2 separate regions of the Homo sapiens genome follow, and region 1 is linked to region 2. A link is a loop called in an ENCODE intact Hi-C map of the cell type or tissue named here. Cell type or tissue: Calu3. All regions are shown on one strand. Links, peaks and the distances in the headings refer to the core of each region. The heading gives the core; the rest is flanking DNA. Region 1 has its middle 20 kb from the start of SERINC1. Region 2 overlaps PKIB (cAMP-dependent protein kinase inhibitor beta).

The links. A loop is a pair of places that touch in the nucleus more often than their neighbours do. Peaks named below come from ENCODE experiments on the same cell type or tissue, not always from the same donor. Only the 100,000 strongest peaks of a DNase experiment are listed, where the experiment ranks them.
Region 1: a loop joins it to region 2, with 10 times the contacts of the local background. A loop is called at or near these places in 21 of 110 quality-filtered maps.

Annotation. Positions count from the first base shown.
Region 1 is chr6:122,483,761-122,500,685 of GRCh38, forward strand. It overlaps a transcript of PKIB not described here. Among named protein-coding and RNA genes, the nearest start is that of SERINC1, 20 kb to the left of the region's middle. In Calu3, for the core only: a CTCF peak has its summit at 8,338 (motif pointing right); DNase peaks (open chromatin) are centred at 8,341 and 11,341.
Region 2 is chr6:122,720,324-122,731,114 of GRCh38, forward strand. PKIB (cAMP-dependent protein kinase inhibitor beta) reads left to right here. Exons shown (of 5, transcript NM_181795.3): 5 at 4,805-6,050. The coding sequence ends at 4,872. Among named protein-coding and RNA genes, the nearest start is that of FABP7, 54 kb to the right of the region's middle. In Calu3, for the core only: a CTCF peak has its summit at 10,657 (motif pointing right); DNase peaks (open chromatin) are centred at 6,458 and 10,678.

The sequences.
Region 1 (16,925 bases), core at 4,096-12,095, 240 kb before region 2:
GTCTGCAGGCTGTAAGGGTCTAAAGCTGTCTCTGGTAATTAAGTTTTGTCCTTCCTTGTAGAAAGCGGGGGACAACTTTGTAAATTTATGTCCTGCTTTTAGATGACAGAAGAACAGAGAGCTTTTCTTGTATCTTTTTCTTCTCAATTGCCTTCAGCACAAAGTAATCCTTGTGCCAAAGTGGAAAAGTTTGCTGTGGCATATTCTGCCACCCTACCATAGCTAGGATAGAATACATCTGTACGTGAAGGTCTTTGAGGGCAGAGGCCAGATTAATTTGTAGAGTTTTACTGCCATCACCTAACCTAGTGCTTGACATGGAGAAGGGGCTTGGTAAACAATTGAATGAATTAATGAATTTGGTTGTGCCTTCCATATTTTCCGCACAACACTCTTGAAGTAAATAAAGAAAAAAAAAGGAAAAAAGAAAAAAAAAACCACTCTTGCAGTAAATATATTCATATACTTTTAAATACTATTCTAAGGTCAAAAACACCTTTATCAAATATCTAAAAGCTAATGTGAAGAAAATTACATGAACACCAACCAAATTGTATAAAATAATTTCGTATGCTTGGTTTATGTACTTGTTTTGAAAAGTGGGATTTTGCCTTAGAAATCAGAGGCCACTTTACATCTTAACTGAGAATCATTTTCGTCAACTCTTGGAACAAGGACAATTGCAAGGAATAAATATGACTTAATTTTTGGAAGATGTATTCTGTGAAGAACTGTTATAGTAAGAGGAATTATTTATTCTTATAAAAAGAAGAATCTTGAAATAAAAAGGGGCAGTCCCAAAGTGAAGGGATCATTTTCAGTAGGTTTGCTATTTTCCTTATCAGAAATTCACAGCACACATTACTTTTTTAAGACTTTGACAAATACTGCCATAAATAAAATTATTTAATATTGTTTAATCCAATGTTTCTTAAATGTGTATGATCTCAAACCCTGAAACAAAACAACATATCACATCCCGTGGATCATCATTTAGGAAAACACTATTAAAATGTTAAAGCAAACTAAATATGGTCTGAGAAGGACTCCGTACTTCTATATTTGAGTCCTTGTGGATGAGCTGCAGCCTGACTTGATAGGTAGACAAGATTGAAAACCTAACTTAGGAGTATGCGCCAGAAACAATAGATGAGTTTTGGCCAATCCTAGCAGCAGAAGTTCAACCACTCTTACACTGCCTCGTGTTCAAACTGTGTTCAAATAAGGCAAATGCTGAGCTGTAATCAATCTAGTTGTTTCTGTACCTCACTTCCAATTTCTGTACTTCACTTCCCTTTTTTTGGCCTATAAATCTGCCACCATGTGGCTGCTCTAGAGTCTCTGAATATGCTGTGATTCTGGGGGCTGCCTGATTTGTGAATCGTGCCTTGCTCAATTAAACTCCTTTAAATTTAATTCAGCTGAAGTTTTTCTTTCAACAAAAATATTCTTTTTTTTTTTTTCCTGGAATGTGGTAGCTAGGTGGTCTGTATTTTTACTGAGAATAAAATGAGACAAAATGGAAAAACTGAATTAATCTATTACATGAGATATAAATAAGAGGCCTAAGTATTTATACATTGAAATTATTTCCCAAAGGAGAATTAGAATCTCACTGAAAATAGAAGAGCTAGTCATCTATAAAGTATTAATTTTGAAGGTTTAGGTTAAAATATTAGAACAAACTAATGTATCAAAGTGGCATCATTCTTTAGGTAAAAGATATGTCAGTGGTAAAAACAACATTAAATTTTCTGGAATAATTAGGCTTCAGGATAGCATCAGTCGTGTGTTACTGGAATACAGAAATCAGGATCTAAGGGAAGCACACGTGGTAAACAAAAATCACGTTTAATAACAAAGGAGAGTGGTTAACACATTTCCAATTCAAAACTAGAAGAGTAGAATCTAGTAAGGATGGCTAGTTTAATAGCAGAGCCATCAAAGGCAGTGTTAAAGCGGAAGGATGGTGGCAGAAATCATTAGCAGTCGAGTGCCTGAGTATTGAATGTTGCATCTGTTGAAGTCTTTATCATGAATTAGCAGTGACTGTGCTTTGGTAGCATGGTTGGATTCACTGTAACTTTTGGATTATTGCTGTATGTCTTGCCTTTTGTCTTTTTGCATGGAAGTAATTGTCACCAAAAATTGTCTCTCTTCTATTTTTTTGTCCCAAATTTACAACATATGTCTTTTCTTAGGAGAAATTTCTGGTGCCAGTTGATTGTTTCTTTCTAGAAATAACATATTCATAGACACATACACAAATGTGGCTAATTCATCACAAAATATACCCATGTAACCTCCACATTACCCCCCTGACTCTAAAATAAAAATAAAAACAAATGTAGCTGATAAATTGAATAGCCAAACTTAAAAATAAACTTTTTTTCTTTTAAATCCATCACTGTCCCTATTAAACTTGTGAGCCAGCTTCTTTCTGCAGAAATTGAAAAAGTCTTGAGTCCAGTTTCATCATTTCTGGTTGTTTCAGATGATAAAAAGTCCTCCAGTCATTTTATTCCCCCTAAACCAGTCGCAATTCAATTATTGTTATCTTTCTTTCAGAATAATAAGTATGGCATTTAAAAATATTATGCAATTATTTGTTCTCTTGTTTTGGTTTCTTTTTTGAGGATTCCAACCATAGTTGCTTGATCCACCCTCGTCTTCTATATTTATTATTTCATGTTTAATGCATTTTAAGTTTATTTCTGTTATACATTTTCATTTATAAGTTTCATCCTCTATGTTCCAATAGTATCTAACTTCCATTATGTTCCTTCTAATTTCATTTCTCATATTAGTTTTTTGTGTGTATGATTTTTTTTCTTTATCTCTTGTTTCTTTCTAGTTTTTCTACTAATGTGTATCTCCTTTTATTGTCTTACCATTTCTTCCTCAAGTTCTAACATTTCTGCTTTATGGTATTCTAGTTAGAGTGAATTTTATTAATACATTTTTAATTTTATGGCAGAGTATTTGATCACAGTTTGAATCTGCACCATGACATTTTTCATGTAATTTTACTTTTGCTTTTTAAAAGTACTGTGTTTTAAAACATCTTAGTTGAAATAACTCTAGATTTGCAGAAAAGTTATAATACTATGAAGAATTCCATCTACCCTTTATCCCAATTCCCCAAATGTTAACCTTTTGCCACACTTGCTGTCTGTCTATCTATCTATCTAACTACTATTTTCTGAATCAATTAAAAATAAGTTGTAGACATGATGCTGTATTTCATGTAACTACATAAATATTTATTTCTTCAAATGTAAAAGCATTTTACTGCATAACCACAATGTACCAAAATCAGAAAATTAATAGGTAAAATGCTTCTTTCTACATTGAACATATTCACATTTTGCCAATTGTCCCAGTGATATATTTTATAACAAAAAAATAAATAAATAGTTTATCTGGTCCAGGGTCCAATAGAGGATTATGTGTTGCATTTAGTTGTCATGTCTCTTGATTATCTGACAATCCAGAACCCATATTCAGTCTTTTCTTTCATGACCTTGTTATTTTTTTGAAGAATGAAAGTTAGTTAAATTGTATCATACCTCTTATGTTTAGATTCATCTGATATTTCTTTGTGATTAGATTCAGCTTGTTATGTTCTGAATATTCATGTTTGTGTTCACCCCCCAAAATTCATACATTGAAACCTAATCACCAGTGTGATGGTATTAGAAGGTGGGGCCTTTTGGGAGGTGATGAGGTTGTTAGGGGACAGCCTTCATGATTGGGATTTATGCTCTTATAAAAGAGACTCCAGAGAGCTAACTAGCGCTTCTACCATGTGAAGACACAGCAAGAAGGTGCTGTTTTGTTGTGTTTTGAGACAGGCCCAACTGTAGCATCAGCTGACTCCATGGGGAAGCTCTGGATGACCCTTTAGTCTTGACTGGAAGCAGACTCTCACCAGACACCAAATCTATTAACACTTTGATCATAGACTTCCCAACCTCCAGAAATGTGAGAAACAAATTTCTGTTGTTTATACGCTACCCAATTTAAGGTTTTTAGTTATAGCAGCCTGAATGAACTAAGTCACAGCTTAGGCATTCAGGACAGGGATATGAGAGAAGCGATGCTGTGTTCTTCTCATTGTATTAATACTGCATCAGTAAACATATGGTGCTGATTTGTCCCATTACTGATGATAACACATTTATCACTCGTTTAAAGTGATATCTTCCAGGTTTCTCAATTGTAAAGTTTCTGTTTCTCTCTTTAGTAAGTATTTTGGAGGGATATGTTTTTAGACTGTAAATATGTTGTTCCTCAGTAATTATTTACCCATTCATTTCAGCATCCATCCAAGGTTCTTATCTCAATATGTTCTTATTATGGCTACCAAATTGTAATTTTCTCATTTCATCATTCTTTCTACATTTAACTTGCATTTGGCTGGAAGTAATAGCTTTTTCTTTCATATATATATATTCATATATATACACACACACACGCATGTATGTACACACACAAACACACACATCTCCTTATAGATTTCTGTTTATTTAATGAGTTTATAGTCTATTGTTATAATTATTTATCTTGTTGCTCTATTTGCTACGTATTTGGCAAACGGGGAAACCCCCCACCTAGAAGCTGAATACTGTCTTTTACTTTTTCCCTTCATATTCTTTTGTTTGAGCTCTTCTTTTCTGGCACAAGATCTTCCAGGGTCTCACTGTGTTGCCCAGGCTGGAGTACAGTGGTACCATCATGGTTCACTGCAGCCACTCCCTCCCTGGACTCGGGTGATTCTCCTGCCTCAGATTCCAGAGTAGTTGGGACAACAGGCACACCATTATGGCCAACTAATTTTTGTATTTTTTTTTTGTAGAAATGGGGTTTTGCCATGTTGCCCAGGCTGTTCTCAAACCAGTTTATATTATTCTTTCATTTCTCCAAGGAGCTCTTGTTCTACGTTAGAGAAGAATGATACTTAGAAACCAACATTGGAGCACTACGTCTGCTCACTGCTCCTGGGATTAATTGCTTCTAGGCTTTCCCACCAGGCAGAGGTAGAAAATGTCTGTCACTCACATACACAAACATTTGTATCTACTTCTGTATCTATCTGTCTATCTCTGTCTATCTAAGAAATTGTGTGTTCCCAGTGATAATTCCAATTGAAACATAATACCACAGGGATCATTCTGGCCATTGGCTTTTCATATTTGTAACTCATTTATCCAATAGTGAGAAACTTGGTTCTCATTATTCTCAATTTATTCACTTATTTGCTTTTTCCTCCTGTATATAATCAAACTCCTGACCCAGAAAGTTGCCTTCTAGGCCCTGCCCACCTCAATAGCCCCAATAGTTTCCTTGGTCCTAAAGTTTCTACTTGTGTTAGCTGCCTCAAAGGACAGGAAGTAAAAAGAATTAATAGATTTTTTTAAAGAAGGGGGAAAAATAAGAGACTTTTAAAAATAGTATTTCATTTATTATTATTATTATTATTATTATTGTTATTATTATTATTTTTGAGAAAAGTCTTGCTTTGTTGCCCAGGCTGGAGTGCAGTGGTACAGTCTCAGCTCACTTCAACCTCTGCCTCCCAGGTTCAATTTATTCTCCTGCCTCAGCCTCCTGAGTAGCTGGGATTACAGGCACCTGCCACCACACCCAGCTAATTTTTGTATTTTTAATAGAAATGGGGTTTTGCCATGCTGGCAAGGCTGGTCTTGAACTCCTCACCTCAAGTGATTCAGCTGCCTCAGCCTCCCAAAGTGCTGTGATTACAGGCATGAGCCTGGCCAAAACAGTAATTTAAAAATGGATTCTCTCCTTTTAAAATACTACTTATCATTGAATGAGTTAGGCTTTCCTGGACTGGCCATTTGTAAGAGGTTTCTTTTGGGATATGAAGGAAAGATAAAGTTTCTGGCTAAGTAATTTTCATAGAGCAAAAGCTTTCTCCTTTCCTGTTACAGAGTCATGTTACTTCTTATAAATATGATTTTTCTGTATAATTCTTTTTATAGCCCCAGGCCTTCTTAAGAAGAAAGACATGACAACTCAATCCATTCAGTCTTTGTACTAACGGTCACAAAAAAGGAATATTACTTTTTGGCTTCACAGTATACCCACACTTTCAGGAAGTATATTTTGCAAGTGCTTTTTGAGATCTATTTTTCAGTGGATCCCTGCTCTTGAGATTTATCACCAGGGATTCTTGTTTTCACTGCCCTTTCTGTGTATACAAAAAAATGTCATGTGCTTTTGATAGTGTTTGATATAAAATGGAGTCTGGGAGTTAAATATGCATCCAAGTTCTTCAAAAATAGTTTGCAAACTTATGAAAGCTTCTTCTTGTAGCTTTTGAATAATTTCCAAGAAAAAGGGAAAATGCTGATTTATAGAGTCATTCAAATTGTGTCTAAGTCCTCCAAAAATGTTTTTCAAACTTATAAAAGCATCTTCTTGTAGCTTTTGAATAATTTCCAGGAGAAAGAAAAGGTGCTGCTTTATATAGTTATGTTTGTAGTTGTCACATGTTGGCTTCTTCAGGAAGGAGGCTCTGAGATGAAGTTTAGCGTGAGGATGTTTATTAAAGTGTGCCCTTACCAAAGAGATCAATACAACTGGCAGGGAGGGAAAGAAAACAGTAGTAGTATTATGGTTTGGATGTTTACCTCTTCCAAATCTTATGTTGAAATATGATTCCAAATGTTGGAGGTGGGGACTGGCGGGAGGTGATTGGATCATGGAGAAAGGTCCCTCATGAGTGGTTTAGCACCATCCTCTCGGTGATGAGTGAGTTTCCTTTCAGTTCACACAGAGATCTGGTTGTTTTGAATCTGGGACCTCTCCCTTCTCTCTTTCTTGCTCTCATTCTCATCATGTGGCATATTGGCTACCCTTTGTCTTCCACCATGAGTGTAAGCTTCCTGAGTGCCTCAGCAGAAGATGACAGCACTATGTTTCGTGTACAGCCTGCAGAACCATAAGCCAATTCAACCTCTTTTATTTATAAATTCCTCAGTCTCAGCTATTTCTTTATAGCTAGCAAAAATTGCCTAATACAAGTAGGCAGAGGAAGAAGTTGTGCTGTGATACAGCCCAGCTTTAGCCTCAGCTGAATCCATAGGGAAGCTCTAGAACTAGAATGACCCTTTAGAGTTGCCTGAATGGGGCTAAGATCACCCATCAGTGATTATGTTAGTGGCAGTGAATCTATACTGGTCTCCAGCAACCTCAGTTCCTGCCTCCTCAGAAGAAAAAATTTGAGGGGCATAAAGGAGAAGAAGAGACTGAGACAAGTTTTAGAGCAGGAGTGAAAGTTTATTAAAAAGCTTTACAGCGGGAAGAAAAGTACACTAGGAAGAGGCCCAAGCAGGCCACTTGAAGGACAAGTGTGGGGTTTGACCTTTTGACTTGGGGTTTTATATCTTGACATACTTCCATGGTCTTGCATCCCTTATCTCTTTATTCTGCACTTGGAGCTGCCTGTTCTCATGCACAGTGTGTTACTGGAGTTATACGCATGCTCACTTGAGGCATTCTTCTCTTTACCAGTGGAATGCTTCTGGAAGGTCATATACCAGTTAAACTCCACCATTTTGCCTCTTAATGTGCATGCTTGAGCTCACTCACCCAATTCCTGAGATCTTTTTGGGAATCATCTATTATTATTTTAGAGAGGCAGTGTGACAACTGCCTGACCATCACCTGATGGTCACCTGACATTCCTGTTGGAGTTGGGGGAGCCCTCTCCTCCCCCGCTCATGCCTGGCTAGCTACCTACTGTAAAAATTAGTCATTAACGTAGGCCTCTAGAAGGGACGTGTGGCCTTGGGCAAACCAAGTCTTCCTGAAGAAGTGAACAGCTGAAAGATGTCTGCAGATAGCACTCCTCACTACTGGTGCAACAAGTCATTTCTTGAAAATAGGTTGTGGAAGCACATTTCAGTGTCCTGGTGCATAGCCTTTGAATACACACTCCTCTGAGTTATAGTTTTGATCTGATTTCATAGCCATTTATGACTCAAAAATATCAAGAATCACTGCATTATTGGGAACATTCATTATTTCTGTACCTTGTTTTTATCTAGAAAACTAAGGTTAATCTAGAAAGATTTGAGCTGAATTTCTAAAGCTACTCGGTAAAAATAAATATGTTGTTTTTACAGTCAGCAAATTTTCTTTAGTTATATGTTAGAATTATGAGTACTGAAAGCCCTTTGTAATTCCACTACATTACTAAAAGCTAAGACTCACCAACTGTGGATTAGTTACGCAGATATTTCAAAAACACTTGGAGGTTTTATTCAGAGGCTTAAGCCACACATCTCAGCGCTTGAGAGGGTAGCCTAGAACCAAGAGGGGGCAGCAGAGGGCCACCAGAACAGTGAGGGAGAGGTATGAGAACATGTCAGTTGAAAGGATACTGATTTTAGAGAGAGAAATACATTTATGTATTCATGCTAAACACAGAAGGAGGAGTTATGGCTTAAGAAAAATTGATTGTAAGCATATTGAGAGAATCTCTGGTTGTTCGTGGGTAGTGTTCATGGGACAAAAACTGAGCAGAGGAAAAGCAAGTAGAATTCAGGTTATAGGGAAGTCATGAGCTTCTTAGGGAACGTGTGCCTTTTAGATCTACGACCTATGGTTACTTCGGGCTCTTTATCACTGATAACATTAAGCACTCAGGGAACAATATGGGACCAGCGATAGCCTCAGTAATGTTTCCAGATATATATTTATATTGCTTTTCCACTAATTCCTAGACCAGAGTAATGGACTTAAGAGACATTCTTTCAAAGAAAATTTTTCCCCAAAGAACCAGTTTTTGCTTTTAGTGATCAAACTACATTTTCCTCTCAGTTTCTAGTTTGACTTATTATTTTTATAACTCTAACATTTTATGTTTTATTTTATTGAAGCATTTGTTCTTTTTATATTTTTCTGTAAAGTAATTTAAGCATAAGAGGTTATGAGTTTGCCCCAGTATAGCTTTATCATATCTTATATATATTTTAAGAGAAAGAGTTTTTTTTTTTTTAATTTTCTCAATATTCTTTACTGGAAGCTTTGGTTTCCTTTTAACCCAATAATTATTTAAGACATGTTTTCCATTTTCCACAAAGGCAAGCCTTTTTGTTTAAGCCATTGTCATTAAATTACAGTTTTATTACATTTTAGTCAGAAGATATGACTTTTATTACTTCTACTCTGGCATAAGGTTTTGTGTCCCAGTAGATAATTAATTTCTCTTTCATGAATTATTGAAAAGGATATATTTTCTATTACAAGTTATCTATTGTCTATCTAAACTCAACTTCATTAATTAGGTTAATTTTAGACTTTCCAATATTTTCCGAATTTTTAAAAAGAAATCCCTTTGAACTGTCAAAGCATGATGCTATGGTCTGAATATCTGTGTCCCCCCTGCAAATCTACATGTTGAAACTTAATCACCAATGTTACTGTGTTAGGAGTTAGGACCTTTGGGAAGTGAATGAGATCAGTGCTCTTATAAATTGGCTCCAGAGAGCTCCTTCGTCCCTTTCACCATGTGAGGACACAGCTAGAAGACACCATCTGTGAACCAGAAAGTGAGTCCTTATCAGACACTGAATCTGCTGGCACCTTGACTTCTTAGCCTTCAGAAATGTGAGAATTAAATTTCTGTTGTTTATAAGATACACAATTTATGATATGTTGTTATAACAGCCCAAACATATATGATGTATTGAAATCTTCTATGAAAAATTGTGTGATTTTCCTCAATTTCTTCATGTTTCTAACAGATTTTATTTTATTATGCATATCTGAAGCTGTGCTTTTCAGCATATAAATGTTTATTGTTCTATAACTTTGATATAGGTAGTGCCTCATAAGTAGTACCTCTTGTCTGAGAGTCTATTTTGTTTTCTTCCATGACCCTGTGAACTCCAAGGAGTTTTCTAAAATATTTTCTGCTTTGGTAGTATGCAAAATTCCTAGGCCTGAAATTTCTTTAATTATCTTTACATGAGGGGTGGTCTAGCTAGTCCAGTCTTTGCCGACTTAACCTTGGTCTTCCTCTCTGTACCTTCACTCTAGTTATATTGAATTCTGGACCACAGCCAGGGACCACATTGTTCCCACTAATCCTGTTCTTGCAGTCATTTATCTACTGTGGCTCTTCTGGAAAGAAACGGGATCTTCTCCCATCCTCTCTGCTTGCTTTATTGCTTGCTTTAAATATTTAACTATTTTATTAAGTTGTCCTTAAGAGTCATGAGACATATATGCCCATGTTAATATCAAATAAAAATTTTGAAAAACCTATTAGTAATTTAAAATCAATTACTAAATCCCACTTTATATACGGCCAAGTTAATTCCACACAGACCTTGAACTTTCTTATTTGAGAACATGCTTGATTAATTCAAATTAAATCCAAACACCAAAAGTTCAGAAAACTTGAAAGGAATGCTATGGCATTAAAAAACTTTCATTTAATCTTTGGAATAGTAAGAAAAATCTGCTTGCTAGTTTGGAAGTTGCTAGCTCTGAGACCTTAATTGAGCCATCTAACTTTTCTGGACTTCTATTTACCCTTTTCTAAAACAGTAGGCATTGGGCCAATGGTACAATATGGAACTTCTTCCTGGCAGGTGTTCAGAAGTATGTAGGGCTGTTTTTGTTGTCACAGTAACTGAAGAGTGCTATGGCACAAGGGTTTAAAACATGAGACAGTTTTATACTAAAGAGAATTGTCTCAACAAAATGCCAAAAATACCCCCTTGGGAAATACTGGAAGATGATCAGCAAGTTTTACTAATTTTGTGGTTCCAGAACAGGTGGTGAAAAATAATGGGAAAAAAAATTGCCTTTAAGTAAATCTTGAAGATGGCAGACTTAGCACTCTCACACAGAGAAACAGGGTAGAGAGTAAACACTTGCTCTTCAAGTGGGTCATCAAAGGGATCGTTTCTGGATTCACCAAAGAAGCGACAGGAACCAAAAAGAACAAACAGAAGTGAAGCCAGGCAGCCTCCTACTCAGAACTGGTGTGGAGCCAGCGGAAGCCTCCTAATGTGGAGAAATGATGAGGGAATGAGTGTCCCCAGAGGATCCACACTTCCTCCGTGAACCTTGCAATCCTGGGCATGGGAGAACCTCCCTGACACCTTCACTCCTCCAGGCCAATACAGAGAGCCACCTGGAGTCTTTGCACAGGCACTGTTTAAGCCCATGTGAAGCCCCAGAGGACTTGGACCCTTGGTGTCAACAGTTATAGCCCTGCTAGAGGATGCAGCCACAGTGCTGAGGAGTGGCCAGACTGCCCTGCTATTTCCTGCCAGGCAGGATCTACAGCTTGGGCTCCCAGCACAGTGGCCCTGCCCCCAATCCAAACATTTTGGTTGGTGACAGCTCCTCATTCTTCTGAGCCAAAACTCTCAGAGGTAATAGACAAGGTTTAGCACCTCTGCATGCCACCAATAGCAAAGTCCACCCTCTTGGGTGGGAGGGAAGTGCAAGTGTATCACATGCCCTACAGTCTTTACTGCTGCAGCTGAGGGGGTCCTGCCTTCCTCGGTGGAAGGCCCATAGCACAGCTGCCCTGCCCCCACCTGAACATTTCACCTGTGGTCCAGAGCCCTTCTGAAAGCCCAACCCCCACAGGCCTGTAATATCCCCTCAGATCCTCTACCACTTAAGTGTTCCATCTGCCCCTGCCTGAGAGTTTGGTTGGTGATCTGGGGACCAGGCCACCCCTCCCCATCACAGCCAGCACTTGACTTCTGGGCTAGCCCAACCCTAGTCCTGGCCCTTCAGGAGTCATATATGCTATCTAGTGGGCCACCTGGGGCCTCGGAACTGGGGAAACTACCTACCCCATTCCAACTCAGCTGGCATCTGGCCGATTCCCCCAGTGTCTGAGGTCAAGCTGACCAAATCAGCCAATACCACCACACAACTCACTTGCATGAGTCCAAATGTGGAGCCACCCCTTTATAAGAAGCGGAAGTACTCTCACATTGGAGAACAGGAGAGCCAGGAAGCTATATGTATCCGGTTGGGTGACAAGATTATACCCTGAAACCACTTCCACAGAGAGTGGTGAAACAGGTGTTTCCCATGGCTTTCAACCATATTGTGGTCCAGAGTGGTCCAGCTGCTGCAGCCTCTCCCCCACATGGAGACTCATTTCCCCAGATGATCCTCCTAGTCACTCTTGTCAGAGCTGGTGTTTACACTTGCCATCTCTGTATTCATAGGCAAGCTTGGGGCTCCAGCTCAACCCAGCTGTGTCCCCCAACCCCCATGAAAAGCTCAGGGCACCAGGTACTTCACTGTCCAGTCCTTCACCCAAGACAACAGAAAGCACCTCATGGTAAAGAAAGATCAGGTACACAACTACCTGCTTGTGCTACAGTGCTCTTACCTGCAAGTGCTGTCTACTGGCCTGTAGGTCAAACCACATGGCATAGTATAAAATCTGAAGTGACAGAAGTGCAAAGGGCTATAGAAGTAAAGCCAAAAGACCCTAACCAACACATTTATCTCCAGATTTGAAAGAACTAGTATAAGAATTCTGGCACCATGAAAAATATGAATGTTGCAACACCACCAAAGGATCATTCTTTTCAGAAATGGTCTCTAACCAAAATGGAAGCTCAGAAATGACAGTTAAAGAATTCAAAGCATAGATGTCAAGGAAACTTGATGAAATCCAACACAAGATTTAAAATCAATACAAATACACTTCTAAAGTAATCCAGGAAACTAAGGAAAAGATAAATCTTCTAAAAAGAAATCAATCAGAGCTCCTGGAATTAAAAATTGCTTAAGAAATTCTAAAATACAATTGAAAGTTTTATCAGTAGACTAAACCAAAGAGAAGAGAGGATTTTAGAGCTTGAAAACTATTCTTTTAAACTAATCCAGTCAGACAAAAATTTTTAAAAATTCAAAAAATGAGCAAAGTCTCCAAGAAATATGAGATTACTTAAAGTGACCAAGTCTATAAATTATTGGCATTCCTAAAAGATAAGGATACAAAGTAAACCTGAAAAATATATTTAAGGGAATAATTCAAGAAAATTTTCCTAATCTTGCTAGAGATTTCTTATATCCAGATGCAAGAAATTCAGAGAATACTTTCCAGATACTATACAAAATGAATGTTATTAAAGGATATAGTCACCAGACTGCCTAAGGTCAATGCTAAAGAAAAAACTTGAAAGATAGCTAGAGAAAAAGGTTAGATTACATGCAAAGGCAACCGCATCAGGCTAAAAGCAGACCTTTCAGCAGAAACCTTTCAAGCTTGAAGAGATTGGGAGCCTATTTTCAGCATTCTCAAAGAAAAGAAATTCCAATCAAGAATTTTATATCCTGCCAAACTAAGCTTCATAAGTGAAGGATAAATAAAATCTTGTTCAGACAAGAAATCACTAGGGGAGTTTGTTACCTCTAGACCAGCCTTACAAAAGATTATTCAGGAAGTTTAAACATGGAAACAAAAAACAATACCTACTACCATAAAATCACACTTAAGTATATAGCCCACAGAACCTATACAACAACTACACAATAGCAACTACAAAGCAACCAGCTAACAACTTTATGATAGAATCAAAACTTCACATTATAATATTAGCCATGAATGTAAATGGTATTCACACCCTACTTAGAAGGCAAAGAGCAGCAAGTTGGATAGAAAAGCAAGACCCATTCATCTGCTGTCTTCAAGAGACTCAGCCCACATGTAACGACACCCATAGTCTCAAAGGGTTGAAGAAAGATCTATCATGTAAGTGGAAAACTAAAAGAGATCAGGGGTCATTATTCTTAGACAAAATAGACTTTAAAACATCAACAATAAAAAAAGACAAAGAAGGGCACTACATAATGATAAAGGGTTTAATTGAACAAGAAGACTGAACTATCCTAAATATATACATAATCAACAATGGAGCACCCAAATTAATAAAATAAGTACTTCCAGACCTATGAAAAGACTTAGCCACGCAATTATAGTGGGGGACTTTACCATTCCACTGATGGCATTAGACAGATCATAGAGGAAGAAAACTAATAAGAAAGTCTGGGCTTAAATTCAACACTTGACCAACTGGACACAATAGGCATCTACAGGACACTCTACCCATCAACCAACCACAGAATATACATTCTTCTTATCTGCACATGAAACATACTCTCAGATCGACCCCATGCTCAGCCATAAAGCAAATATTAATAAATTTAAAAAATCAAAATAATACCAACCATACTTTTGGGCCACAGTGGAACAAAAATACAAATCACTACCAAGAAATTCTCTCAAAACCACCCAATTACATGGAAATGAAATAACTTGCTCCTGAATGCTGTATTCATCTGTTTTTATGCTGCTGATAAAGACATAACTGAGACTAGGCAATTTACAAAAGAAAGGTGTATTGGACTTACAGTTCCACGTGGCTTGGGAGGCCTCACAATCATGGTAGAAGGTGTACAGCACACCTCATATGGTGGTGGACAAGGGAAGAGAGCTTGCGCAGGGAAAGTCCCATTTTTAAAACCAGTAGATCTCGTGAGACTCATTCACTATCAGGAGGACAGTGCAGGAAAGACCTGCCCCCATAATTCAATCACCACTCACCAGGTTCCTCCCATGACATGTGGGAATAGTGGGAGTTACCATTCAAGATGAGATCTGGGTGTGGACACAGCCAAACCATATCAAATGACTTTTGGGTAAACAACAAAAATAAGGCAGGAATAAAATACTTTTTTGAAATAAAACAGACACAACATACCAAAATCTCTGGGATGCAGCAAAAGCAATGTTAAGAGGAAAGTTTATAGCATTAAATGCCTACATCAAGACTTTAGAAGGATTTCAAAGTAATGAGCTAACATCACATCTAGACAAACTAGAAAAACAAGAACAAACTACAAAGCCAGTAGAAGAAAAGAAATAACTAAAATCAGAGGAGAACTGAATGAAACGAAGAGGCAAAAATCCTTACAAGGGATCAATGAAATATAAAGTGAGTTCTTTAAACGAATAAACAAGATTGATGACCACTAGCTAGATTAACAGAGAAGTGAGAGAAGATTCAACTAAGCTTAATCAGAAATGCCAAAGGCAACATTAGAACTGATCTTATGGAAATACAAAAGATCCTCAGAGACTATTATAAACACCTCTATGTATACAAATTAGAAAATCTAGAGGAAATGAATAAATGCCTGGAAACACACAATCTCCCAAGACTGAATGAGGAACAAATTGAAAGCCTGAACTGACCAATATCAACTTCTAAAACTGAATCAGTAATTTAAAAACCTACCAACCAAAAAGAACCCTGGATCAGATGGATTCACAGCCTAATTCTACCAGACATACAAAGAAGAGTTGCTACCAATCCTACTAAAACTATTCCAAAAAACTGAGGAACAGGGACTCTTCTCTAACACATTGTACAAAGCGAGCATCACTCTGATATTGAAATCTGTCAAAGAAACAACCAAAAACAAACTTCATGTCAATATCCCTAATGAATATAGGCAGAAAAATTCCTAATAAAATACTAGTAAACCAAATCCAGCACCACATCAAAATTTATTCACCACATCAAGTAGGTTTTATTCCTAGCAGTCAGGGTTGGTTGAATGTATGCAAATTAATAAATCTGATTTGCCACATAAACAGAATTAAAAACAAAAACCATATGATTGTCTCAGTAGACACAGAAAAAATCTCTTGATAAAATCCAGCATCCCTTCATGAAAAGAACACTCAACAAACTAGTCATCAAAGAAACATATATCAAAATATTGAGAGCCATTTATGAGAAACCACAGCCAACATCATACTGAATGGACAAAAGCTGGAAGCATTTTCCTTAAGAAATGGAACAAGACAAGGATGCCCACTCTCACCACTCCTATTCAACGTAGTACTGGAAGTCCTAGCCAGAGATATGAGGGAAGAGAATGAAATAAAACGCATCCAAATAGGAAAAGAAGAAGCCAAATTTCATCTCTTTTTGCTGATGATCTAATTCTATACCTAGAAAACCCTAAAGACTTCACCAAAAGCCTCCTAGAACTGAAAAGTGACTTCAGTAAAGTTTCAGGATACAAAATTTATGTACAAAAATCAGTAGCAATAACATTTAAGTGGAGATCCAACTCAAGAATGCAATTCCATTTACAATAGCCACATAAAAATAAAATACCTAAGAATACATCTAACAAAGGAGGTGAATGATATCTACAAGGAAAACTATGAAACACTGCTGAAAGAAGTTATAAATGAGACAGACAAATGGAAAAATATTACATGCCCATGGATTGGAAGAATCATATTATTAAAATGGCCATACTTCCCAGAGAAATCTATGGATTCAATGCTATTTCTATGAAACTATTCAGCATAAAATCAGCATCTTTAATCTATTCAGCATTGATGTCATTGGCTACCCAGTGAGATATTAAAAATAGTGGGAAAAAAGTACTCAACAGGGTTTGAATTTCTAAGTGGTAGAGATTATATCACATTCTTTTTTTTTATATTAAGTATCCAGTATATACTAAATGCTCAGTAGATATTAATAAAATAGAATTGTAACACTGAGGAAGGGAAGAGAAGATTGCTTCTACATTCTAACACTTTTCTGTAGATAAATTTTTGTTTGCATTACATTTACACAGTTAGCACAAAAAACAATTTCCTTTGAGTCATTTCCAATAATGCTAAATATAAACCTTTATGCTGTGCAGCTAGGAGTTTACACAAACAATGCTGTCCAAGATTGTCTTTAGAATTTTTCTGACTGCTCCAGAGGATTAAGAACTTACCCCTACTCACAAGCATAGAATCCTAGATATGGCCAATTCCTAGAAAACAAGTAGGCATTGCATTTTCTTAGATATGGAGAAATTTATTTTGC
Region 2 (10,791 bases), core at 2,792-10,791:
GATAAAAAGGTCAATGATATTTGATGACATATGAACAGGAGGTGACAGAGGGTGGCATCCTGGGATGGAGAAAGATCAGTGGATTTGGGATATGTTTTATAGGCAGAATCAATAGGACTTGCTGATGAATTGGATGTGGCAGAGATGAGGAAGAGAATTGGAGGATAACTCCTAGAGCAGTCAGGCAGGTGCTGATGCCATACACCGAGAAGGGTTAGCCTAGAGGATGGGCAATTTTAAGAGTTGGAGGAGTGAAAATTTTTGTCTTCAGGATGCCTACGAGACATCTAAATGGACAAGTCAATGAAGCGATTTGATATATAGGTCTGGTGGATCAGACGGAAAAAGTTTCTGAGATATACATTTTTGAATATTTGAGTGTATTTTTTTTTTTTGAGACGGAGTTTCACTCTTGTCTCCCAGGATGGAGTGCAATGGCGTCATCTTGGTTCGCTTCAACCTCTGCCTCCCGGTTTCAAGCGATTCTCCTGTCTCAGCCTCCTGAGTAGCTGGGATTACAGGTGCCCACCACCACACGCTGCTAATATTTGTATTTTTAGTAGAAACGGGGTTTCACCACGTTGGGCAGGCTGGTCTCAAACTCCTGACTTCAGGTGATCCGCCTGCCTTGGCCTCCCAAAGTGCTGGGGTTACAGGCATGAGCCACTGCGCCTGGCCTTGAGTGTATATTTTCAAAACATATTTTATATGATTGAGGAGAAAACAGTGCAAATGAAATTATCCCATACCTGACAAGCCACATGAGTAGATTACCTTTTCAGTACAAATGGAACCACAGAATATGAGAAGGAAAGACGGAGCCTTAGAAGTCCTCCACTCTTTTGATATATAGATGTTACCATAACTAACCCCAAACAGGTTAAGTGACTTGCCCAAGCTCACAAAAATTAAGTGATAATAGAATGTCTGGTTCCAAAGCCTTCATCTTTCCCATTATACCAATTTTTCTCTATAAATGTTTCATAGAAATTATTTTGGGTGTTAATGTGTCACCCAGAAAAAAAGGGTGCTGTAGTCAAATGAGTTTGGAATTGCTGGTTTCAACATAATTGGCTTTTTACACTTCTCGGAATGTTTCCTTTTTAGACAAGGACTTCTCAGAGCCTTTGTTACAGAGACTTTAAAGTAATAGTGTGTCTACACCCTTCTAAAAATAGAACATACAACATTTTTTTCTCTCATTTATTTGGCCATCTCTGAAGAAGCATCTTGCAGAATTATTGTTCTGGGAGGCACTCTAAAAATGTGACAAGGAGTAGAAAAGGCAGTTGATACAAAGAAGAGCAGAACACAAGGATGGAAATAGGAAATGTAAAAAAATAGACTATTATATCTGATTTATATTAAACGTATATTAATGAAAAGCCTAATTTAGTAAACAGTTAAAGTGGTATGTTACCTAAAAGATATATAATAAGGATCTCAACATAATATTTATATAAAGTAACATGTTACTACATATATATATATATATATGAGAAATGTTTTTCCAAGCTAGGCTTCTAGAGAACAGAAGAACCAAGCCAGATAATCTAGAACTCAACATTTTCTTGCTTTCCCAAGAGTTCTTATTATGATCAAAAAAGTGAGATAAGTAACAGTTCAAAATAGCTTATTCACATTTGAAATGACAGTAACAGGCTTGAAAGGGAAGTTTGATGTTGCACTCTCAGAGAAATTATGTTGGAAGAATATATTGAAAATATATTCGATTACATTGAAAGCACTTGACATATGCAGAAGGTTGAAGAATAACAGCAATGTTAACTAGGAAGCACATAATATATGAAAAATCATTTTCCTTTCATTAACATCACAATACAAAATGTTTTCCTTTCATTAACATCACAATACAAAGTTGACAGCAATCATAACCTCTTGAGCAGATTATTGTTTCTTTTTATCTGCAATCATCTTTGAATGTATTTCTAAACACTTTCACATTACAAAGCAAAAAATGAGACTATAAGAGGTATTTGGAATCATGTTTTATATTTTAGTTAATAATCCTGAGCAAGATACTAGATTGACAATAAATGATATCCTGTTAGTTTTCATCTAATTATTATCTTGAGTTCCTAGTTCATTTCACAGAAAGATAACAACTTAAGGGGACTTCATATCATCTTCTGCTCATTAGACCAACTTAGAGATAGCAGATATAACAACTCTTCTCTGAAAGCTATAAAGCTTTGTGTGTAGCTTGCTTAGAATCAGTGGTGGCAAGTGCAGCTTCAATTACTGTGCAAATAATTTAGTGTTTTGTATTTCATATGGTTATAGAGTACCATTTTCTACCAAGCTTATTTTTCTAAGGGATTTCTTTCAATAAACACTTATTAAGCACCTGCCATGTTAATTAGAAGGCAACCAATTATGATTGTTAGGGTGCAAATTCTCCCTTGATCCCAATTCTCCTCCAGCTACTGTCCTAGTTCTCCATTTCTGTTTTGTAACAAAACTCCTTGACAGAGTTATCTGCTTCTGTGGCTCCAAATCTTCTGCGTACCATTCTTTCTCTCACCCTAATAAGATTTTCACCTCACCACATCACCCCACTGCTATTTCAAGATCACAAATGACATCATTTCTGCTAACACCAGTGGTTCATTCTTAGCCATCCTCTTGCACGATCTCTTAGTCACAGATGATTGTCACTCTTTCCTGTAACGTTTCTCTTCCCTTGGCTTTCCGGACACTCCACTCATCTGGTTTTCTTCCTGCTTCCCTGGCTGCTCCTCCTTCAGCTTTTCTTTCCTCATCTCCCCTAACTCTAAATAAATTGGAGGTTATCAGAATTCAGTCTTTGGACATCATCTCTATCAACACTCCCTCACTTGTGATGTAATCTGATTTCGTTGGGATAATGATTGTGCTTTTGATGACTTACAAATTTTTGTCTCCAACCTGGAGCTCTCCTGAACTGCACACTCATATACTAATTGCCTAATTGGCGTCTCCGCTTGGATATCTAATGGGAATCTCAAACTTAATGGGTATAAAAGCGAACTCCAGATAGTCTCCTGACAACAGCTCTTTCTGCATTTTCCCATCTCTGAGTGGCAATTCATACTTCCAGTTAACAAAATTATTGCCAAAAATATTGGAATCATCCTTTTCTCCCCTCTTTTTCTCGTATTCTCCATCCCATCTATCAGTGAATACTGTCAGCTCTACTTTCAAAATTGGTCCATAAATCTGCCATTTTTCACTCACAGGATCTAGTTTTTTTGGTACCTCTATGACTCCATTTTCTATTCCAATTTTCTCTACCACTGTCCCGCTTGCAAATCCTTCCTGCATATTATTGTCTTTGGCTTTGTTTTTCTCTGTGCTTGGAATGCTCTTCTCCCCACTATCTATATAGAATTCTTCTTCACCTTTTCAGGCCTTTACTCAAATGTCCCCTTCTCAGTGAGGCATTCCCAGCTAACTCTGTCTAGAATTGCATCCTTCAGGCCACAAGACTTCTTGAAAATTTCTATTTTCCACTCCTGTTTTAATGTCTTCATTAGCCCTTTTTACTTCTTATTGACCACACATTTCATTTATTTTGTTTATTGTCCATATTTCTCATCAGATTTTCCTTGAGAGCCGGGATTCATGTTTTGTTCATTGCCTTGTACGTAGTACATGCTTAATAAATATTTGATGAATGAGAGTTGAAGAACTGAATAGAGTCCATCAGATTTCAAAGATACCATTGATGACTTGGTAGGAGCAGTTTTGCAGGAGTAGTAGACCTAAATAGTTTCACTTAAAAACGGAGACAACAAAAGAGGGATACCTTTTAAAGGATGAAAGAGAAGATAGTATGTGGAAGACTTACAGTTGAAAGAGGGTCTTTGTTAGTTTAAAGACAGTAGTGACTTGTGGGAACGAAGGAGCCAGGAGAAAGGGAAAGTCAGGTAAAATGAAGAGCGCAGATGATTATTAGAGTCAGCCTCTTGATGAAGCAAAAATGGATAGGATGGGGGATCATGAAGGTATTAGACTGCATAGCAGGAGTAACACCAGGAGCCAGCTCCAAAATTGTGCAACCAGGGTGGTTGCATAGGGCTCCTTGATTAGAAGAGACTTGCATTTGGTTTAATGTTCTATTCTTGCTGTCTTGAAATTTTTCATTATTTTTGAACAAGCGTACTGCATTTTCATTTTGCACTGGGCACCAACAAATTACATAGCCAGTGCTCACAAGTGCATCTTCCATTGTAAAAAGAGGGAAGGCAGAAAGAATAAGCACAGATCACGGGGAGTTTTAGATATTTAATGGCAGGAAGTTGAGGGAACTCCTGTCTGATAACTTTGATTATTTTTTTTTCCTATGAAGTAGAAAGTGAGGTTGTCTCCTAAGAAAGAGCAAAGGGAGTAGAAAGTGTGAAGAAGCTGGGGAGAGTGCAATCCTGCATAGGGAATTGGCTAAGGACATACACCACGGAGTCAGTTGGCCCAAGCTCAAGTTGTGACTGTCACTCACTAGTCTCTGACTTTGGACAAGTCACTTTACCTGCTTGTGTTTCATTTTAGTAATCTGTAAATGGAGGCTCTGAGAATACCCTAGAAGACTGTCTGGCACTTCATAACTCTGTAGAATAGGAGAAAGTTGATCAGGAGAAGGTAGATTCCCAAACCTACTCATATCGCTCTTCTTTGTATAGTTTCCATATCTGAATTGAGGGCAAAATATGGACGGTGGACAAAGGAAAAACCAATGGTTTTATTCTAACATAATACAAAATAAATTTCAATATATTCCACATATGAATGGAAATTTTTTTTTCAGATGCAAAAGAGAAAGATGAAAAAACAACACAAGACCAATTGGAAAAGCCTCAAAATGAAGAAAAATGAAGGCTCATAATCTATCAAGAGTGCTGAATTTCTGCATGTTGAAAGACTTAGTGGTTCTGTTTTCTTGAGACATTTAATCTGGTGGTAACTGTGGTAACATTGCAGCCCTAAGCAGCATGTGTATATTAGATAATTGTGTTGTGATGCTACTCACTTTGATTGCAATGATGATGTCCAAGGTAAGCTATTAAAAGGCAGGTTACTTCCAAATCGCACTGAAGGAAAAGGTTAAGAATAATACATGATCACAGAAATGCATACCACTGTCTGTAAACCCAACAAAATTCACTGTTCTCTTTTGGATTTATTTAGCCTGATGTATTTTTAATTCAATTTTTATGGTGATGGGCAAATCATTCTTGGTAAATGTAAATCAAACATGATTGATTTAAAACTTCATGGAATTTGTAGAAAATTATGGACATTTTTGGTGAGAAAGAACAATAGTCAAAACTCACATGGATAGAGTGTGTTTGTTTTTTGCCAAAAATGCCCCAGACTTTTTCCCAAACCTCAAAAACGTCTTGGAAAAATTGTAAAAGTTTGATAACAGAAACATCTTTAGGATATTTTTGTCTGACATATTTTGCTTCTAGTATGTGCCTACTGTGATTTTTTTCATGTGGAAAATGCAAAATTTGTAACAAAATGGTTATATGGAACATGCCTATTAAATGAATTTTACTATCTTCCCTAACTTTGGTCTGTGTATGTGTGTGTGTTTTACTTTAATATGAATTATACAAAATACTAGTTGTTTTACACTCTCTTTTCTTATTCTTAGGGCTTTTGTGTATGTCTGACTTGTTTTTAAATAACTTCCTCAGCAATGCAGACCTTAATTTTTATATTTTTTTAAAGTAGCTAACATAGCAGTAGGCACTTAAGCATTTAGTCAATGATATTGGTAGAAATAGTAAAATACATCCTTTAAATATATATCTAAGCATATATTTTAAAAGGAGCAAAAATAAAACCAAAGTGTTAGTAAATTTTGATTTATTAGATATTTTAGAAAAATAATAGAATTCTGAAGTTTTAAAAATGTCAGTAATTAATTTATTTTCATTTTCAGAAATATATGCATGCAGTTATGTTTTATTTGATTGTTGACTTAGGCTATGTCTGTATACAGTAACCAAATAAACTCTTTCACTATTAAAGAGATTTCTTACTGACACAAGTCTCCTTCATTTTATCTTCAGAAGTAGGCTGAGTAAAAAATGGTGACACATTTTATAGAATGAAGTTAACAGTCTTTGCAATATAAATCACCTCTGGCTTATTATTTAATTGACAGAGCTTACCTTTATATCTTATATACACCAAAGGGGTAGATCTCAAAGAACCTGATTGCTTTAAGTTTTCAAATATAATTTTTTCTTTATTAAATAATCAAAAGTAATATTTTAAGTGTAGCACTAATTTAATATTCAATAACATTTATCACAGCCATTAAAATTATATTTCTAAAAGTTATTTAATGACATGAGGTTTTATAATCAGATAAAGAGGGGTTAGAGTGGAACAGTGGTTTTCAGCATGGATGGGGAAGAAATTTTGCCCCCTAGAGGGCATTTGACAATGTCTGGAGACTTTTTGGCTGCCACAACTGGAGGTGGAAAGCAAGGGAGAAAAGGTGCTACTGTAATGTAGTGGGCAGAGGCTGGGGATACCGCTAAGCTGCTAAGCATCTTACCATTCCACAGGGCAGCCCTGACAGCAAGGATTACCCGGTCATGTGTGTCAACAATGCTGAGGTTGAGACACTCTGGAGTAGAGTTAAACTGTTAAGCATATGGATTTTAAATTCAGATTATCTGGGTTTGAATTCTAGCTCTGCTACTCAGTAGTTGCGTGATCCTGGGCAACTTACATCATGTCTCTAAGTCTCAGTTTTATCCTCTGTGGAATGGTTTTAATAATAGCGCATACTTTATAGGGTGGGTGGAGGCAGTAAATGAGATAGTATATGCAAAACAATTGAATAATGCCTGGCAAAGAATAATTATTCAATAAATATTAGCTATCATCATCATCGTTGTCATATTTATTCAAGATGCTCTTGCCAATACTGTGGTAGTGGAGGTGGTAGGAAGCTCAATTTGTTTATTTGTCTGTCTTCTGCCTTTCTCTGTGACTTCACAAAATCTCTGTGATATCCCCAATGCTTGGTGCTGGGAGAAAACAGGATGGTAGAAATAGACAATTCATGGTAATTACCACATGAATGCTAATTCAATCATGCTAATGGGTGACTGACAGGCCATGAGTATTACCATTTAACAATGAGTCTGCTCACTAGTGTTTTATGACAGTTACTGCAAAAAAATAGAATCTTGAGTCAGTATTTAAATGAGTAATTTGTTCCATGAAAATGTAGAAGAAATAAAGTAACATCGTTCTTGGATCATAGTTTTCTACAATATTTTTCTCATTTAGAAGACCAAAAGTAAAGCCATGTCCCTCCTCATTATTGCTAACAGTTACATATATTCTGAATGATATATATTCTAAATCAATTATTCACTACAATGCACACACAAACGTTCCATTATTTTGTATTACCCAAGGTATCAGGCTTGTTCACTGAGAATATGTGCTAACGAAAATGGTTTATTTTCCCTGAGGAGTCCAGACAAAGGAGAATGAGAGGTCAGTAGCAGTTTAAAGACAACGCTGAATTTGCCTACCAACTTTTTAAAAAATCAAGCTATTTTGAGGAACCTATGGTATTTTGTCATAGCAAGTAGACACTTTTACCAAAGCTATTTATTTGGGACTTATTAAAGAAAGTCTCCTTGCCCATTTTGCCATTGTCTTTGTACAAGGCACTTGCTTTAGTCAATAGCTATGAAGTCTAAATTAACACTGTCAGATAATCAGGCTAAAAGGTGACAATAAAGCTATAAAGCAGCTGTCTGAAAACTTAACTCTGTATAAAGGAGAAAGAACAAAAAGAATCTATTCTGTGTCATGTACCCAGAGATATTTTGTGTTCTGGGTAGAAAAGATTTGAACTTTCTTAAAACGTTAGTGAGTATAAGGGGAGGTGCCCTACTTAGAAAATAAACCACTAGTTTTCCTCAGGTGGCTTGACAACTTGGGCAGATGTTTGGCAAGGGACAGGGGGATAGAGAGGAGCCAGAGGAAAATGAAAATTCTGGTGTTCTATGCCACTGTAGAATGACTATACTTAGTAATAACATATAATTTAAAATAGCTAGAAGGGGCCCTGTGCAGTGGCTCACACCTGTAATCCAGCACTTTGGGAGAGCAAGGTGGGTGGATCACTTGAAGTCAATAATTCAAGACCAGCCTGGCCAACATGGTGAAACCCCGTCTCTACTAAAAATACAAAAATTAGCTGGGTGTAGAAAAATAAAAATTAGCTTGATGTGGTGGCATTGTCCCAGCTACTCGGGAGGCTGAGGCAGGAGAATCACTTGAACCCAGGAGACAGAGTTTGCAGTGGGCCGAGATTGTGCCACTGCACTCCAGCCTGGGCAATAGAGCAAGACTCTGTCTCAGAAAACAAAAACAAATTAAAATAAAATAGCTAGAAGGAGGATGTTGAGCATTCTCAACACAAAGAAATGACAAATGCTTGAGATGATGAATATGCAAATACCATGATCTGACCACTCTAAATTGTATGTATCAAAACATCACTATGTACCCCATGAATATGTATAATTATTATTTGTTAATTAAAAAGTAAAATAAAAAAAGGATATAACCAAAGCTCACTAATCTGTTACCCTGTCTGTGGAGCCTGGCCCCTCAAGTTCAAAGTACAGCTCTGCCATTTGCTCTTATGATTTTGTTCATTTTATTCCTTGTGCTTCCATTTATTCAACATGTAAAATGATAAATTATTATGAGGATTAAGTGAGTGAATATTAGTCATTGATAAGGGCAGTGCCTGGCATACTAGCAAAAACTCATATTATTATTATTTGCCAGAACATAAAGGATGATAAAGACTTTAAGTTGAATGTTCTAGATCTGTTGATTTTTTCCTATGTTATTTGCCAGTATAGATTTCCTTCTATTCTTCTGCTCTTTTCTTTCCGCTAGCAACACCTCCGTGGCTAAAAACAGGACTGATTAATCAGACTGAGTCCCTTTTTTTTTTTTAGTGTTACTGATGACAACTCTCAGAACATTAAAAATCTGCAGCCAGTTAAAAACTGGAAGCGTTGGCTCAAACAAAGGGCTGGGGCAATGTTGTTGTTACTTGTTAAAATCCTAGAATGGATTTCTCAGTGGGCACACATCAACAGAAGTCATCATCATAGGCCGGGCGCAGTGGCTCATGCCTGTAATCCCAGCACTTTGGGAGGCCGAGGCAGGCGGTTCATGAGGTCAGGAGATCGAGATCATCCTGGCTAACATGGTGAAACCCTGTCTCTACTAAAAATACAAAAAAATAGCTAGGCATGGTGGCGGGTGCCTGCAGTCCCAGCTACTTGGGAGGCTGAGGCAGAAGAATGGCATGAACCCAGGAGGCAGAGGTTGCAGTGAGCTGAGATCATGCCACTGCACTCCAGCTGGGGCAACAGAGCAAGACTCCGTCTCAAAAAAAAAAAAATCATCATCATAGCCAAATTTCTTGTGACTGGTGATTACTTAGCACATAGTAGATCCTTTTGAATCTTCATAAAAAATCATATAAAATAGTTGTTAATGTTTCTCATTTTTACAGATGAAGAAAATGGATTCAGAGAGTATCTTTGAGAGTTCACACAAGGAAGTGCAACAGTGACTTAGGACAGGGCTCTCAGAGTTTGGATGTGCACAGCCTCTCTTGTACCAAAAGTCCCCTCTTCCCCAAACCAGCTCATTCATGAGCATATTAGATTTGTCTGAATTTACTCAAAATTCTTAGGGAAATTTAAAAGTTGTATAAGAAGAATAACATATGAGCCAAAATGAGCACTGATATCTCAAAACAGCAATTTTATTTATTTATTTGGCTTTATTCTTTCATTAACTCATATTTTACCTCATTCCAGAAATGATTTTATATGGCAAGCTGTTGGTATTGTTGTCATTTAATTTTCCATTAACTTGTAGAGCCCTGAAGGAGTGCAGAGTTGGTGAGAAGACTGGGATTCTTTGGGGTGGGAAGTAGTAGCTGGAAGAGAGGCAGAGAAGAAAGGCTCCCCATCCTTGGCTCGGCTCACATTCAGCTTGGGGCTAACCATGGTTGTGAAGAGGGCACATGGACATTCTGAGACACAAACTGCATCTGGCATGAACTAACTATGAACATTTTTAGAGAAGGGCCACATAGGTAAGTGAAATCATCTCATTTGTTCCTCAGTGATAAATTTCAGAGGCTGAATTATTTTTGGCAATGTTGATGGCAGAGAAGCATCCGAAGTGCCAGATGGGTCGCTACAGAGACCTCAGGGAACCATAAGAAAGCCAGAAATCTGAAGAAAAAAAAAAAAAGTCTCACCTTAGAGTCTGTGGAATTGAGCTCTCATAGTGCTTTAGGCATACCAGATATTCAAATAGTCCTGTTTTATAACGTATTTGTCACCTAAATTGAATTTCCATTAGTGGAAGGGATTTGTTTTTTACATATTGCCTTTCTTTGATGTAAAATTGTGGAGAATAATAGGAGAAAAAGCATGGGGCTGTCGTCAATAAATGCGGATTTGGTTCCAGGATTTTGACCTAAATTTAACCTATATTGACTACGTGCCTTTGGGTACATTATTTTCACCCTGGGCAGTTTTTCTTATTTGAGAGAATTATTCAAAACTGACACTAGGTGGTGCTCTGCTCCCACTGGCTCTACAAAAAATTTAATCGAGGCATGCCTGAGGTTTCCAGTTTGTTTCACCAATTCTGCTACATATGTTGGTCAGGATTACTGCAAAAACAAAACAGCAACCAAAACTATAG